Regions from separate parts of the Mus musculus genome. Here region 1 is linked to region 2. Evidence: chromatin loops called from intact Hi-C (ENCODE). Cell type or tissue: heart. All regions are shown on one strand. Each heading gives the region's core, and the rest is flanking DNA. Links, peaks and the distances in the headings are about the cores only. Region 1 holds the start of Ccdc15 (coiled-coil domain containing 15). Region 2 holds the start of Robo4 (roundabout guidance receptor 4).

The links. A loop is a pair of places that touch in the nucleus more often than their neighbours do. Peaks named below come from ENCODE experiments on the same cell type or tissue, not always from the same donor. Only the 100,000 strongest peaks of a DNase experiment are listed, where the experiment ranks them.
Region 1: a loop joins it to region 2, with 2.5 times the contacts of the local background. A loop is called at or near these places in 2 of 42 quality-filtered maps.

Annotation. Positions count from the first base shown.
Region 1 is chr9:37,347,265-37,350,172 of GRCm38, forward strand. It overlaps Ccdc15 (coiled-coil domain containing 15), which reads right to left and starts at 1,093. Exons shown (of 16, transcript NM_001081429.2): 1 at 770-1,093; 2 at 474-659. The coding sequence starts at 653. In heart, for the core only: a CTCF peak has its summit at 1,260; a DNase peak (open chromatin) is centred at 1,157; H3K4me3 peaks cover 1,802 bases; H3K27ac peaks cover 1,538 bases.
Region 2 is chr9:37,400,578-37,403,485 of GRCm38, forward strand. It overlaps Robo4 (roundabout guidance receptor 4), which reads left to right and starts at 1,395. Exons shown (of 18, transcript NM_001309390.2): 1 at 1,395-1,574; 2 at 1,978-2,310; 3 at 2,575-2,732; 4 at 2,866-2,908. The coding sequence starts at 1,505. In heart, for the core only: no CTCF peak of the experiment used is centred there; DNase peaks (open chromatin) are centred at 204, 1,374, 2,124 and 2,634; H3K27ac peaks cover 700 bases.

The DNA.
Region 1 (2,908 bases), core at 269-2,768, 53 kb before region 2:
AGTTCCTTGGCCCCGTGGAATTTACAACTTCCTCAGAGTCTATCAGGATTAACCTCTTTCTTTTATTTTCTTATTTTCATTTTGCCTGGATCTGCATTTAAAAACTTATAAACTCTGAGCAACTACTTAACATTTGAAGAGTGACCAACTGTCATTCTTCTTATGTTACAGTGTCGGGAAATTGTACACAGTACCTATGCCATTCACAGCAAACAACCATGTTTGTGAAGTAAACTAGCCTACTTGCTGGTATGTAGTAAGAACTAAGTTAATATTTGATTGTGTCAACCAAAGATGAAGCAAGTTTTGGAAAACACATCATTGTTGTATAATTTTGACGCAAGAATATAACCTGTATCAGAATGGAAACAGCATCCTCCAGCAGTTCATCTTTCTTTAAGTACCAAAAATTTAGAGAAGGCTAATAAAAAGGGCTGGCAGCGATCACAGTAACCGGGTCAACTGACACTCACATGTGCTGGAATTCCCGACCAATTTGGTGAGGCAGGTTCCACCCAAGCCCCAACTGGTATTATGGCCTGGTTCCTCTCAGCCAGCACTGCCAAAACGTCCTTGCTCTTCGTGGGATTTAAAGCCAGGGGCAATTTTGTGGGATTCCGAGGCTTCTTGAGGGGCGCCATACCTCCTGGCATTGACTTCTGGTTAGAAGAAAAGAGAAAGAGGGACAAGGCTTAAGACAAGGGGGAAAGGCGTAAAAATTACTTTCTAGAAGGAACGGAGATGAGAGGACGAAAAAACAAGGATTTACTTGGGAGATGAAAGCCTGCCCAGAGGTGAGCATAGGCGGGCGCTAAGGGCAGGGCTTGAGTCTGAGATGACCGCGGGTGGAAAAGCGCCGGCCCACGGCATGGGGCTGGAGGGGAGTCTAAGGCCCGGGCAGGAGCCGGGGGTCTTAAGAAGCCTGGGCACAGGAGGTGGGGGGCGTCTGAAGCCCGGCCAGGAAAGCGGGGTCCTGTGAGGCTCCAACAGTTGGATAGGAGACCTGTGAAGCCTGGAGCCTGCCGCGATCCGGTCCGTCTCACACACAGACTCAAACTCCGCGGGCTGCTACGCAAAGGACAAACAGCAAACTGCCACCCCGGGGCCCACGCCTGCCCTGCCTCTTCCGCATTTGTCACCCGTCTTGGGCTGGGGAGGCGGGAATCCGAGCGCGGGGATTACGTCACTTCCGCTTCCTGCCCTTTGGTTGGGGAGGACTAGAGCGGGTTGTTGAATCCGGCAGCGAGCTTAGACTCGGCCTCTCTTTGGATACTGGCGCTGTAGTCTTCTCAAATCTCGAAGTGAGAGGTCTGACATGATGAACAGGCGAGTAAGCGTTCACCGCTGAGGAAATCTCGGGAATAGACAGAGCAGTTCTCAACCTAAGGGTCGCTACCTCTGGGGGTCGCATATCAGATATCCTGCAATGAGATATTTTACATTACAGTTCATAGCAGGAGCAAAATTACAGTTATGAAGTCGCACCCAAATTTTATGGTTGTAGGTCACCACAACATAAGGAACTGTATTAAAGAGTCGCAGTATTAGGAAGGTTGAGAACCACTGGGCAAGAACATGTTGCCAGTGGATCCTTGAGAAGCAAACCAAGCCAACAATCAACCAGACTGCGCTTTTATGCAGCCCCTAAGGTTTACAACGCTATTTCGTGATTACCTTTGACATGTTCTTGTGTGTGACCATCACAACTCACTCCAAACAATGCTTGGGATATTTCATTAAACCCAAAAGACATACACTCATTTTACTCAAGGTGTATATTCGTGCTGGGGGTTGAACCAAGGGCCTCTGGCATTCTAGGCAAGTGCAGCAGTGGAAACCCTAGCTGCCTTAATAATTTTGCTTTTAAGTTAGGGTCTCACTAAGTTGCCCATGCTGGACTTGAACTCACTGTGTAGCCCAGGCCTCGAACTTGCAATCCTCCTGCCTTAGCCTTCCCAATGGCTGCCGTTACAGGCACGTGTCACCCTGCTTTACTTCAACATACCTTATTGCAAGCATTTTATATATCAGTATGTTTTCTGGTTACTCCAGATACTCCCAGTGAACAAAGATCCCTTGTTTGGAGAATTTAAAATCCATTGGAGAATTTACACTGACATTGATAGGACATTTCCAGAGAAGACATCACTAGGGCAATTGAAGTTGATCTTTGAGTTTTGTTTGTATTTCATTTTACTCAGTACTGGAAGTTAAGCCCAGGGCTTCATACATGCTGGTCAAGAACTATATACCCTGCCAACTTTTTTTAACTAGTCTACTTTTAAACAGAAACTATATATGATCATAGAACAAGCCTTTATACTCTTCAAGGGAGGGTTTTAGGTATATAGTTGATTGTTTCACAGCTTTTAATGGGATCTCCTAGGTAGTTCAGGTTCCTCCTGCCTCAGCTTCCCAAGGGCTGGAATAACAGTCACAAAACATCATACCCAGGTATAGGATGATTCCAGGTAGGAGCTGGAGAGATGGTTAATTAAGACTGCTTCCTGCTCTTCCAGAGGACTAAAGTTCATATGCCAGCACTCACGTGCTCACACTCTCCTATAACTCCAGCTCCGTGGATCCAGTGTCCTCTTTTTGCCTCCCTAGGCACCTATATACCCCCCACATACAACACACACACACACACTGTCTTCTGGGTAGAGAATGAGCATTAATGTGGGAGCACTGACTGACTGGGAGAAGTGAAGGAGGCTGACTAGAAGAGGATGAAAGGGGTAGAATGGAGATGAGCATGCCAAGTACTCAACATAGAGCATGTTGAGTACTATAATGTGTTGAGATGGAGCACCATCAGAGAACTCTGAGCTAATGAGTACCAATTTTTTTCTTTAAAAAAAATTCCATATGCTGTCTTGAGAATTAGACAAATAAAAATAAGTGGGGA
Region 2 (2,908 bases), core at 193-2,692:
CTGTCTTAATCAGTCTTAGTTTGTCTCAGGAGACAGAAAGAGATGAAGCACAGAAGTCCAGTGGTTAGGGCTGATGCTGTTCCTGAAACCCAACAGGGAGGGGGAGGAAGGGAGAAGGGTCAGCTGTGTTAGGGGCCTCCAGACAAGCTGGCCAGAACAATGAAGAACAAAGCCTGCACGCTTTTCCGCTGAAGCTCAGAGCCTGGCCTTGGCCTTCTGTGAACAGCTCTAGGAAATGGCTGAGATTCCAGATTTGGAAGGAAGAGACTGGTAAACAGGAGCTGGGCTCTGAGGAGAAGGCAGTCTCTCTGGGTTTCAGGGAGGAGCCAATACAGTCAGCTTAGTTGTTGTGTAGGTTGTGTGCTATGTAGCCATAGAAGACAGGTGTCAGACCAGGCCAGCCTTGGAAGGCTTCATTACGACCATCTTCCCCAATCCTAGAACCCATCCCACTGATGATGCTTCAGAGAGTTTCAGTGGTGGGATGTGCACAAAAACACAGGTGATACCCCTGTGTCCATACCTAGTCTATCTCATGCCTAATCTCATTCCAGTTTTACTCTGGATCTGAAGGTGGTGTCTATTATTAATATCCCCATTTTACAGGTATGAAAACTGGCTTTGAGGATGAAGGAATCTGCCCAAGAGCCCACAGACATCATTTCCAAATCTTTTGATGAAAATGCGTACATAGTCCATGGGTTTTCTTTTTCTTTTCTTCTTTTCTTTTTTGAGACAGGGTTTCTCTGTGTAGCCCTGGCTGTCCTGGACCTCACTCTGTAGACCAGGCTGGCCTTGAACTCAGAAATCCGCCTGCCTCTGCCTCCCAAGTGCTGGGATTAAAGGCGTGTGCCACCACTGCCCAGCTAGTCCATGGGTTTTCAAAGCTTAAGGTTCTGAGTCATTCCTACTTTCTAGCCTCCCAAGACTCAGTCTACCTGCTCCTGGGGATTGGACCAGAGATAGACACTTGCTACCTCCTGACCCCCATGTGCCCCTTGCTTTCTTGGCCTGTAAGCCCTTTGGACTCTATCTTCAGCTCCTTACTCCTATGTCTGAGGCTCAACCTCTGGTCTTCCTCCTCCTCTATTAGGTGGCTGGCTAATGGGAAAAAGCCGATAGAGACCAAGATTAAACATATGCTTTGAACAGAGCTGTGGAGTTGGCAGATTGTATGGGTACAATTGGGATCAGTGTGAGGATTTCATTTAAGAAACCCTAACTCAGACATGAAGTAAACCCTTAGCCTGCAGTTAGCATCCCGGGGATTACAGCTGAAGTGTAGAGGTCAGAGAGTTTCTCACCTCTGGTCCCCTCCCAGTTCTCTAAGGCATGAGGGCCAGGCAGGAAGCATCCGTTTCCTCAAAGCTGCTTCCCTACTGGGACAGAGTCTCAGTCACAAACAACTACCACCACCCCACCCCTCCCTTTCTTCCCTTACTGCTGTGAGCTCAGAACAACCGGACAAAAGTGTATGGGACAAGGAGAGGAGCCGAGAGCAGCCATGGGCTCTGGAGGAACGGGCCTCCTGGGGACGGAGTGGCCTCTGCCTCTGCTGCTGCTTTTCATCATGGGTGAGTAGGGCCCTCCCTCTCCTAACCCACGCTCCTGGATTCATGGCAGGATCCACGGTCTGGATCCAAAGCCAGCAGGACAAAGGAGCATCTCTGTTGTCTGGTGCCTTTCTTCTAGTTAGCAGTGAAGTATCAGAGACAAAGATGGGGGTTGAGAGAGAGAGAGAGAGAGAGAGAGAGAGAGAGAGAGAGAGAGAGAGAGAGAGAGTGTGTGTGTGTGTGTGTGTGCGTGCAACAGAGAAAGAGCTATGCAGATCTTGACCTATGGACTCAGACCTTCTCCCCTCCTAGTTAGCTTCTTATTTGGAAATAAATGTTCAGTAAGATAAGCCTACACAAGACTACAGATTCCTACACAAGACATAGAAGGGGTGCAGTACAGGAGTCTCTCTTTCCCTCTTAGGAGGTGAGGCTCTGGATTCTCCACCCCAGATCCTAGTTCACCCCCAGGACCAGCTACTTCAGGGCTCTGGCCCAGCCAAGATGAGGTGCAGATCATCCGGCCAACCACCTCCCACTATCCGCTGGCTGCTGAATGGGCAGCCCCTCAGCATGGCCACCCCAGACCTACATTACCTTTTGCCGGATGGGACCCTCCTGTTACATCGGCCCTCTGTCCAGGGACGGCCACAAGATGACCAGAACATCCTCTCAGCAATCCTGGGTGTCTACACATGTGAGGCCAGCAACCGGCTGGGCACAGCAGTGAGCCGGGGTGCTAGGCTGTCTGTGGCTGGTGAGGCTTGGGAGGGTAGGCCCAGGGGGAAGCAGAGTTAGGCTGAGATGCTTGTGTCCAGGGAAATACGAGAGTCTGTCTGTGAAGGGAGGCAGGGACTGAGGGTCTTGGGATGGAGAACTAGGTTAAACTAGAGATAGAGGGGCAAGGAAGTGGTAGAGCAGAATTGGGTAAGCATGTTCGGATAAGCCATCCATGTTAGGATGTTAGAAGGACTCAGGGTGGGTAGACGTGCTTCCTGCTGATTTGCTGACTTCCCAATAGTCCTCCAGGAGGACTTCCAGATCCAACCTCGGGACACAGTGGCCGTGGTGGGAGAGAGCTTGGTTCTTGAGTGTGGTCCTCCCTGGGGCTACCCAAAACCCTCGGTCTCATGGTGGAAAGACGGGAAACCCCTGGTCCTCCAGCCAGGGAGGCGCACAGTGAGTGAACCCCAATCCTGGGAACTCCTTTGCCCATACATCATCCTGTCCTGGGCACATTGAGCAACTGACCCACCCTCCAACCTCTAAGCTTCTCAAATTGAAGACTTCATGGAGTATCTGAACCTGACAGGTATCTGGGGATTCCCTGATGGTGTCAAGAGCAGAGAAGAATG